Regions from separate parts of the Homo sapiens genome. Here all the other regions are linked to region 3. A link is a contact called in ENCODE Hi-C or POLR2A ChIA-PET data. All regions are on one chromosome and are shown on one strand. Each heading gives the region's core, a stretch centred on a gene start or an enhancer-like site at or near the end of the contact. The rest is flanking DNA. Distances are from core to core; before and after follow the strand shown.

Region 1 (3,154 bases), core at 652-3,151, 850 kb before region 3:
GTGGCTCACGCTTGTAATCCCAGCACTTTGGGAGGCTGAGGTGGGCAGATCACGAGGTCAGGAGATCGAGACCACGGTGAAACCCCGTCTCTACTAAAAATAAAAATTATTAGCCGGGCATGGTGGCAGGCGCCTGTAGTCCCAGCTACTTGGAGAGGCTCAGGCAGGAGAATGGCGTGAACCCGAGAGGCGGAGGTTGCAGTAAGCCGAGATCGCGCCACTGCACTCCAGCCTGGGCCACAGAGCGAGACTCCGTCTCAAAAACAATAATAAAAAATAATAATAATAAAGAATTTAAAAAATAATAATTTGTAAACATAGAGCACTTAGAATACTATCCAGAAAAAAAAAATACTGTCTAGGACATAGTAAGCATTATACAGATGTTAGGAATTATTAATCCTAAAATATTGAAACACGAGAGAGGTGGAGCAGATGCTTTTGATGCTTCATAGACATCCCATGGCCATTTCTGATTTCAGCTGCGGCTGCAGGGGACAGATTTGTGCAGGTTGACAGCATTTCTCAAGGGCCCTCTGGGTCTCTCTGATTTTCTGCCCCAGAGCTTCCTCTTCTCAAAAGCTCACTCACCCCATGAGCAGGGCAGCCCAGAAGTACTGGGACATTAGTGGGCACTATTTTTTTTTCCTTTTTTTTTTTTTTTTTTGAGACAGTCTCGCTCTGTCGCCCAGACTGGAGTGCAGTGGTGCAATCTCAGCTCACTGCAACCTCCGCCTCCCGGGTTCCAGTGATTCTCCTGCCTCAGCCTCCCAAGTAGCTGGGACTACAGGTGTGTGCCACCACGCCCGGCTAATTTTTGTATTTTTAGTAGAGAAGGGGTTTCAGCATATTGGTCAGGCTGGTCTCGAACTTCTGACCACATGATCCGCCCGCCTCGGCCTCCCAAAGTGCTGAGATTACAGGCGTGAGCCACCGCGCCCGGCCTAGTAGACACTAATTTTCTTTCTTTCTTTCTTTTTTTGAGAAAGAGTCTTGCTCTGTCGCCCAGGATGGAGTGCAGTGGCGCGATCTCGGCTCAGTTGGGCACTAATTTTCATTTGATGAACGCCTCTCCTTCGTATATTGTTAAAACTACCACCATGATCCAGGGGGAGATAAAAGAAATCCTAAATCCAGCTTGATCAGTGTTTCACTCCCTGGCATCTTTATCACCACCTAAGGTAGCATGGACCTCTATACCATCTGCCTTAACCTTCTGATCCTCCTGCTTTTAGCCCACTAACTAGCACATGCTGAGAAGGGCATCAGCTACTTGAAAAGAGTCAATGGGCTTGAGTGGAAAAGAAAATAGAGACAGCAGGGTCATCGGTCACATTGGCAAGGGGGCATGAAAAGGGAGTGGAGAGGCTTTGAGATCTTACTTTTCTTTCGTTCTAGGCTCTTAGTGGAAGAATTAAATCAGCCTGCAGAAGAGACTGAAATGAGGCACCTCTTGTCACAGTCAAGGCAGAAGCGGAAACGGAGGCCGAGACTGCGCAGGCGCAGAGGAGGCTAGCGTTCCTTGCTGCCTCGCCCCGCGGCCTCTAGGAGACAGGGGCCACGGGGAGAGCACAGCCACCCGGCGCGAAGAGCCCTCTGTACCCCGCTTCCTCTTGAGGCCCTCGGACCGTCCAGGAAATGTCTGGGAGCCCGCCTGCGGAGGGCATAGCGCCGACCCTCGCTCCCCGCCCAGGACCCGAATGAACCTGGAGAGCGGATGCCAGCAGTGGCCGAGGCGCTAGGACAGGAAGGACCGCCAGACCTCTCAAGATCAGCCTTCCTCGCCACCGTTCTCACCTCTTTGTCCGCTGCCTTCTCCTCAATGCCTAGCAGCGCGTACAGGTCCATCTGTAAGAGCTCCTTGGTCACTGCCATGGTTCCGGCCTGACGGATTCGTACTACAACTCCCAAGAGTCTAAGCGCGCGTGAGGACTGCAGGCTCCGAGCGGCGCCTAGCCCTCTGGGAATTGTGTTCTGGGTCAGGCTTGACTGACTCTGAGGGAGGCCGGCAGTCGTGAATGAACTACGACTCCCAGCAGCCCCCGTTGCCGCCGCTGCCGTACGCTGGCTGCAGGAGAGCGTCCGGATTCCCTGCTCTAGGTCGCGGCGGGACAGTGCCAGTGGGCGTGTGGGGCGGGGCAGGGCAGGGAAGGGAAGGGCGGAGCTGGGGTGAGGGTCCAAGGGGCCCAGGACTTGGCCGGCGTGATCTCAGCTCTGCAGACCCTGCGGTGCTGGGAGCCACCATGGAGAGTAGGTGCTACGGCTGCGCTGTCAAGTTCACCCTCTTCAAGAAGGAGGCGAGTCTTCCCTCCCCGAGGGCTGCAGGGCCAGGGAGGAGAGGAGGGAAAAGCGCGGGACTTAACGTCCAAAGACTTGGTCTTACGGCTCCTTTCCAGCTGTGTGGTTTTGATGAAGTCATTGATCCTCAGTTTCCATTTCTGTAAAATGGGGCTAACATTCTCTCGCTTTCAGGGTTTATGTGAGGGTCCACTGAAGTGCTTTAGGTGAGAGTTCCCTATAAACTGTAAAGCGCGCTGCCGTCGTTTTTGCAAAGCTACTCTTTTCTGTCGGCCCAGTGTAGCATCTGGCGGTTTTCTTCTCTCCACCCTGCTCCTCCGAAGCGCGGTGTCCATCACACCAAGCCCGTTACTCCCTCTGCTCTGAAATCTTCCCCATCCCGCAGCCTGCCCTTCTCCAGGTCGCTGGAGTTAGATTACCACACTTCCTCCTGCTTCCGGGGCACCATGGTGAAGGCTGACTGTCCTGTCCCTATCACAGACCTGCCAGATTCCTCTGGTAAACTGCAGGTTCCCTCTGCCTCAGTTGTGGCCAGGGATTCTGACCAGGAGATGATGGGAACTAGATGGAGTAAATTAGTGTCACGCAGGAAGGCAGGACCGTGCAGCATTCACCAACCTGGATTTTGGAGTCAGCGTTCAAATCTGAGCTCTGCTGTCTTATTGAGGCGGTGACCTTGGTTTGGATAAGTTATGTAACCTCTCTGGCCCTCTCAAAATAAGGATAATCACGGTTGGCATCAAGATTAAGTAAAATAATGTGTGTAAATTGTAAGGAATAAATCACATGATGAATGTTAAGTACTGGGTTTAGTGCCTGGCACATAGTAAGTGCTTAATAAATGGAGGCTATTGTT
Region 2 (3,195 bases), core at 621-3,120, 710 kb before region 3:
AAAAAAAAAAAAAAAAAAAAAAAAAAAAAAGTAACAATGCATTGAAAATCTTCAGGCATATGGCTTTTCCCGTATTTTGAATAATTTCCTGAAGGAGTATTGGGTCAAAGGGCAGGGATATTTTGTGATTCTTGACTTGTATCACCAAGCTGCTTTCTCAAAGGGTTGTTTGTGCCAATTCAGATACTTCAGCAATATGTGGATACCAGTTTCCCACTTCCCGGACTACAACCCACAGCTGGTGAGTGGAAAAGAGGACATTCTTCTAAGAAGCTACCAACAAAGGAGGTGCTCATATGAACGAAAGGGGACAGGATAGAAGAGAAGAGGGAGACTGAATGTGGGAAATGGAGAGAAAGCGAAAAAGAAAGGAATAACCAGAAAGGACCATTTGCTGGTAATTTTTTTTTTTTCCTGATTGGAAAAGTAATTCATGCTCCCTGTAAAAATCCAGACTTTTTCATTACTGTTTAAGTTTGATACTGAAAGTCCTCCTCTGGTGCCAGCCTCTGCTAACTGTTTAGGTATATTCTTCCAGATTATTTATTACACGAATACTTTTTGTTTTTAAAGAAATAGCTTTGTACTATACACACTGTTGTGCAAGTTTCCCACTTATATCTGCGACACCTTCGGAATGAATATGTGAAGTGTGAAGATCACGTTTAGTTTAAATATTGAATTAGAATCGAATGAGAAGCCATGTTGCACATTGCCCCTGCCAGCCATCTCCTGGCCAGTTTAGAGAGAAGGCCTTCAGCTGCCTCTGTTTCCCTTTTACAGTCAGTGACATCCCCTGAGGGCAGTCCCTTGCTGCGTATTGGGTCAACCCCCGGCGGCCTGTGGACTCGGCTGGGAGGCCAGAAGCCGAGGGAGAAGACCAGTAGCTGGCCATAGTCTTGTGGGGGCCTCACTGGGCCCTCCTTGCCCGCTGCTCCCGGAACCTTGTGCCTATGGATTAATCATTGCTGCAAAATCTCACGTCCAGGAAGAATTAAACCCATCGCCTTGGGGGCAAGACTAGCCTGGCTTTTGCATCTTTATAGCCTTTCTCCGCAGGTGCAGCCACCACCTCCAAAGTGACTGCCGGTCGGTCCAAGCGCTCTAACAGGCTCTTCCCCGAGCCTACCTGGGCTCGAGGGGTCCCACACCTGGTCCGGGGCGTAGCCCATGTGAGGCCTGCAAGCTCCGGGCGCCTGGCCTACCTAACTCAGCCCCGCAGTCTCTGCAGAACCCCCTGCAGCCCCGTGGCCCAGTTTCTCCATTTGCTCACAATGGCCAACGGCGTGAGGCACTTGAGCGGAATGCGGACGGTGCCTCCGACAGCTTTCCCGCAGTGCATGATCTCAGGAGGGGCCCCAGAGACGGAAGTTTACGACGCCCAGAGCGCTCCTTCTGGACGTGCCCTGGACTCGACTTGGGACTGAGTCTGTGCCGCCTAGGCTGGCAGGGACTCGGCCAGATGCACTAGCGGCAAGGCTGGGCTGACACCGCCTGGGACTCGCTCGCCGTACCTCCAAGGGGCCCAGGTCATGAGGGGGCGGCTGGGGAGACGCCCGCCCGGTGCCCGCCCTGGGCCCGGCGGGTGCCCCCTGCCCGCCGCCTGACGCAATCCGAGGCGCCCTTGCTGCATGCCGGCGCTGGAGAAACCTCCCCTGCCGTTGCATCACTCCTGCCAGGTTTGCCACAGAGGTGGAGCTGAACCAATCAGCGGGCGCGCTGGGCCCGCGGCGCGGTTAAGTGAGAAGCAGAATCCGAAGTTGATTGGCCAAAAGGGGATTTGCCCCACCCCAATCACCGCGGCAGCTGGCCGCGGTGGGCGTGGTCTCCCGGCAAGAAGGTTTAAAGGGCGCCTCCATGGGGGGCGCTCAGCTGGAGCTACCGAGCGGTGCCAGGCCAGGTGTGTGCGTCCGTCGGTCTTTCCGTGCCCACGCCGGAGACCAGCCCCGGAGGCCGCCTGGGCCTATCCCTGTGCCAGGCACCATGAAGCAGGAGTCTGCAGCCCCGAACACCCCGCCCACCTCGCAGTCCCCTACGCCGTCCGCTCAGTTCCCCCGAAACGACGGCGACCCTCAAGCGCTGTGGATTTTCGGGTACGGCTCCCTGGTGTGGAGGCCCGACTTCGCCTACAGCGACAGCCGTGTGGGCTTCGTGCGCGGCTACAGCCGCCGTTTCTGGCAGGGAGACACCTTCCATCGGGGCAGCGACAAGATGGTGAGCATCCAACCGTGCCCAGGGGAGTGAGGGGGTTGGGGGCGGGATACTGGGCGCCAGTGCCCTGGAATGTCCGGGGCTCTCTGGGCCAATAGAAAGAAATGTGTAAACCTGTGTCTGGGGTTTGTGGCTCATTTAAATGTATGTGCCCAGTGCATCACTGTGATGGCTGGAGTCTGTGAACCTGTGGATCCCTGTGTTGATCACCAACTGGGACCACTGACATGTCAGTGTTTCTGGACGTTTCTCCTACATCCGTGCATCGCTCCCCCACCTTCCCCTGCATGAATGGGACTCAGCATGCAGAGTGGGGCACTTGGAGGCCCGGGTCAGCGGGATTGATAAAGGTTTCCTTGCTGATGGCAGAGCTGATTTCTAACTTGTCTATTTCAAAATATTTCTTCCCTCCCTAGCCTGGCCGTGTGGTGACGCTCCTTGAAGATCATGAGGTAAGTGCCCGAATCATGAAGGGGAACCCTGGCCCAGTGTGAAGGGGGACCAGCAGAGAGAGCTCATAGGCTCTTGGCTGCAGGCTAGCTCTGTCTGATGCTTCTCTGGCAGAGTAGAAACGTGTTCTAGCTCAGTGCTTCTCACCAAATCACATGAGGATCTTGTTAGAATGCAGATTTTAGTTCAGTAGCATGAGAATGGGTCCTGAGACACAGCATTCCTAACTAGCTTACAGGTGATGCCACCACATCCTGGACCACACTTTGAGGAGGAATCCTGTCTTCCCTGGTACTAGACCACTTTGTCAACTGTTTTTTTTTTTTGTTGTTGTTGTTGTTGTTTTGTTTGTTTGTTTTTGAGACAGAGTCTTGCTCTGTTGCCCAGGCTGGAGTGCAGTGATGCAATCTTGGCTCACTGCAACATCTGCCTTCCAGATTCAAGCGATTCTCCCACCTCAGCCTCCCGAGTAGCTGGGATTACAGGCATGCGCTACCACACTCAGCTAATTTTTGTATTTTTAGTAGAGACGGA
Region 3 (3,124 bases), core at 99-2,598:
CAGGGAAGAGGAGGAAGGTGTTAAACTGTTACTTTTCAATTTTGCCTAGGATCTTGAATGCTCTTGCTGACCGTGCCTGACTTGGGGTTTCAGAATGCCTTCAGAAGTCTCTAAAGTAGCCTACACGTTTTCTAGTTCAGACTATTCCAGCAGTTTCTGTCAATGTTGTTGTATATCTCCTCAGGAAGAGCAAAGTGTAGAGAAATATGACCTTCCTAAGTAAAAAGTAGGTCAGATCAGTAGTGTTGGATAAGCCTCCTTCTGTTGACTCCTTCCTTAGTCTTCTCATTCTCCTTCATAGTGTTTTGTATTGTCACATAGCATGTCACGTAGTAGGTTCTCAGTGCTTGCTAATTCTTATCAAAGAAGGCAGTTTTGGATCATTGACCACAAAATCTGCTCTCCTACTCCCTACTTCTTTTTTGCCTTTTAAGAAACTACGCTTCCTTTTTACTGGTGTCAGGAGCACAGAAGAAAGAACAGCTGGTAAGGAGTAGAGAAGGAGAAAGAAAACTACTTTTTGAAGGTTAGGAGAAATACTGTCCATTGATTTACTTCAGCAACTGCCTGACACATAATAGATATTCACTAATACTTTCTTTGCACCTCATAGCTTAAATGTCTTGAAGAAACAAAAATTGAATGCACAGGATCAAGGCACTAAAGCTTAGATAACACACTCCTGCATCGTTTCCCTGTTTTATCAAGATATCTTTCATCTTTATATCCGGCAATTTAGTGGCAACTCTTCGCTTTCCAACTGCGCACTGAGTCTTTCGGTCTCCTCCCCATTTTCCTAGTCGTCTTCGGTTGTGGATGTTGTAAACTCGACCATCCGTCTCTCAAGGTCTTTGGCTTCAAGGTTTCCCAATGCTCTGGAGCTGTCCAAGCCCCGGTACTCCGGGGTGGAAGACCTCAGATTCATTTGACGGGCTTGTGGAGGTTGGGGGTCTGCGGAGCCCCGTGTGGGTGGGGCTGGGCGCGGCCGGGGCGGAGCCGGCGAGGAGCCCTAGGGAAAGGGTGAAAGGCACAGTTGAGAAAGGCCCGCCGGGCATTGGTTTCACAGTTTCCACGAAGGCTTCGTGTGCAAGCCTGAGGAGTTTAGGTGCCTCCCTCCTGCCTCGCCTTTCTTGGTTCTAGAACCTTCAGTAGGCTTTTCTGGGTTGCAGGGACCCGGAAAAGCAGCGGCTTCCACTCGGGGGGCGGGTCCCAAGGGTCTTGCTGCTGCTCTGGGGCCGTTTGGACTCCTGGTGTTGGGGGAGGGGTCAGGGAGGTGCTGCTCGCGTCTCCTTTTGCGCCTGCGCGGCGGGCTCCGAGCGGGTAGGAGCGCGTGCGCGGTGACGTGGACGTCCGGTGCGCGCGCGCAGGCTCTTCAGCTGGAGCGGACACACGGTGTGCGAACCGAACAGAATAACCCGCCCCCAGCGGGATGTGAAGGACTCCGGGTGAGGCCGGCCACGCCCCGCACGGTAACTCTCGGGCCTGGGTGGAGGGCATCGCTTAGTACTGGCCCGATTGGAGTTTTTCGAGAGTTTGAAGCTCTTGTGTATTTGAACGGCGTGAGAAACGTTCCGCTGAGAGAGCTTCGCACGCCCTCGCCAGGCCGGGCCTTGCGCAGGGCCGCCTTTGGCGCGCCCCTGTGGTCCCTGAGCGAGGCTGCGCATGTCACCTCGCGCGCGTCCCCGGCCTCACTTCCGCGTCGCTCAGCTACCTAACTGGGAACATCGACGCCAGAGAGAGCGGCCACGAGGCGGGAGGGGTGAGAAGCGCCCATGGCTCGGCCCTGCCCTCGCGTGTGTGGGGTGCCGCTCCGCGTGGTACGGTCCGCGTGACGACTTCTCGCCCGGCGCCGGGCTCTAGGTCGAGAGCCACGCTTACGCGCTTTTCAGTTTAGAGCCTAGGTCTCGTGGTTCTAGAACTCCAAGGGAAACGGTGTCGGCGTCGCTTTTCTGAGAACTTGGCGCAGCGTTTTGACACCTGTGCAAACGTCTTTTCTAACAAGTAATTTCCGGCCAAATTGTTTGAGGCAGGACGTCAAGTTTAATAAAGGAGGGCGAGGAAGTGAGCTGTAGGAGTGGGGACTTGGTAAACAAAGGACCGGTGGTGTGTAAGTGCAGAAATGAGGGAGGGGAAAACAGGTGGGAAGAGCAGGTGTTATTTTCTTTATTCCTCTGTGGGGCAGCCTTTTACCTAGTTCTGTTTATGGGGTTTCCCGTTTCTGTTAAATGGTCAAGTAGGTCTCTGCCCTCAGTGCAAGGTATCTGGGACATTAACATCACCCCCCCACCGCCCCCCCAAAGCTCCAGTAGCCAAAGTTGAGGGATCTATGTGTCAGAAGAATATGGGGAAACTAGGGATCGTTTCAGACTGGGTCGGGAGTGCAAAAGTGGTAGTGTCTTGCTGTACAGATTTTTGCCTTGCCTTTCGAACCCTGGGAATGCCTTCTTTCTCTGGCCGGGGTGGAAGCAGGAACGGGTAAATGAGGTCTGAAAGGAGGGGTTACTGATGGCAGACCAACACGAGAAACCAAAGTGCACTCTTTTATTGGGAAGATAACTTTCCCAAGGTTCGCCTCGCCGGAGCAAACACGTGGATCATGAGAAGTCTCGAGCCCACCCGCGCGTGTTGTTGTAGAGCTTGCCAGGCTTATGCGGCTGAGTCCCTGGTTAACAACTGCTTGCTCTGTTCGTTCTTTTTGGGCACGATGCCGCGGCTAGGCTGCAGGGAAAGTGCCTGGGGGCGGCGTGACGGCTGCTGGGAAGGGGGTTGGCAGGGGAGGGTCTGGTGGCTGGTTCTGTAGTCTCCAAGGTAACAGAACGCGGCTGGGTCCCGCAGAGCGATCATCGGGTTCCGGCCGGCGGCACGTGATCTGTCGGGACTCTTCCCCGGAAGAGCTTTCCTTGCGGCATTTTTTCACGTGGTTCTTGGCCAGCTGTCCTTTGCAGTTGAAAAGCGGCGGTTTGTGGGTCATTAATAGTCGACGGCGTCTGCTCCTCTCGGGGAAGGCAGTGAGACCGAGCCTTTTACTTTCCTGCGTATCGGAACAGCGCTAGTGTTTCTTGCCGCCAACGGTTGTTTCTAGCGTTTGTGTGGGTTAAGTGGGTTGGGTCCACTTTACAGAAAA

What was found. Hi-C counts contacts between places; a loop is a spot of excess contacts on that map. ChIA-PET counts read pairs that join two places held with the same protein, here RNA polymerase II (POLR2A). Pooled maps may share reads with other maps.
Region 1: a map of tibial artery shows a loop between it and region 3 (7-fold over the local background). The contact joins the promoter of DNAJC17 here to the promoter of MGA in region 3. A Hi-C loop is called at or near these places in 1 of 168 maps with a recorded cell type or tissue (tibial artery), 2 of 37 single-sample maps with no recorded cell type and 6 of 50 pooled maps. POLR2A ChIA-PET finds 5 or more read pairs at or near these places in 3 of 52 experiments (Panc1, activated CD4-positive, alpha-beta T cell and naive thymus-derived CD4-positive, alpha-beta T cell).
Region 2: a loop to region 3 is called in a map of naive thymus-derived CD4-positive, alpha-beta T cell, with 17 times the contacts of the local background. The contact joins the promoter of CHAC1 here to the promoter of MGA in region 3. A Hi-C loop is called at or near these places in 1 of 168 maps with a recorded cell type or tissue (naive thymus-derived CD4-positive, alpha-beta T cell), 2 of 37 single-sample maps with no recorded cell type and 7 of 50 pooled maps.

The regions. Positions count from the first base shown.
Region 1 is chr15:40,805,572-40,808,725 of GRCh38, forward strand. It overlaps DNAJC17 (DnaJ heat shock protein family (Hsp40) member C17), which reads right to left and starts at 1,902. Exons shown (of 11, transcript NM_018163.3): 1 at 1,798-1,902. The coding sequence starts at 1,875. ZFYVE19 (zinc finger FYVE-type containing 19) reads left to right here and starts at 1,518. Exons shown (of 11, transcript NM_001077268.2): 1 at 1,518-2,297. The coding sequence starts at 2,019. RefSeq lists enhancers at 1,181-1,270, 1,731-1,780, 1,821-1,870, 2,501-2,550.
Region 2 is chr15:40,951,601-40,954,795 of GRCh38, forward strand. It overlaps CHAC1 (ChaC glutathione specific gamma-glutamylcyclotransferase 1), which reads left to right and starts at 1,871. Exons shown (of 3, transcript NM_024111.6): 1 at 1,871-2,214; 2 at 2,628-2,663. The coding sequence starts at 1,984. RefSeq lists an enhancer at 1,080-1,673 and a silencer at 1,345-1,604.
Region 3 is chr15:41,659,057-41,662,180 of GRCh38, forward strand. It overlaps MGA (MAX dimerization protein MGA), which reads left to right and starts at 1,349. Exons shown (of 24, transcript NM_001400225.1): 1 at 1,349-1,469.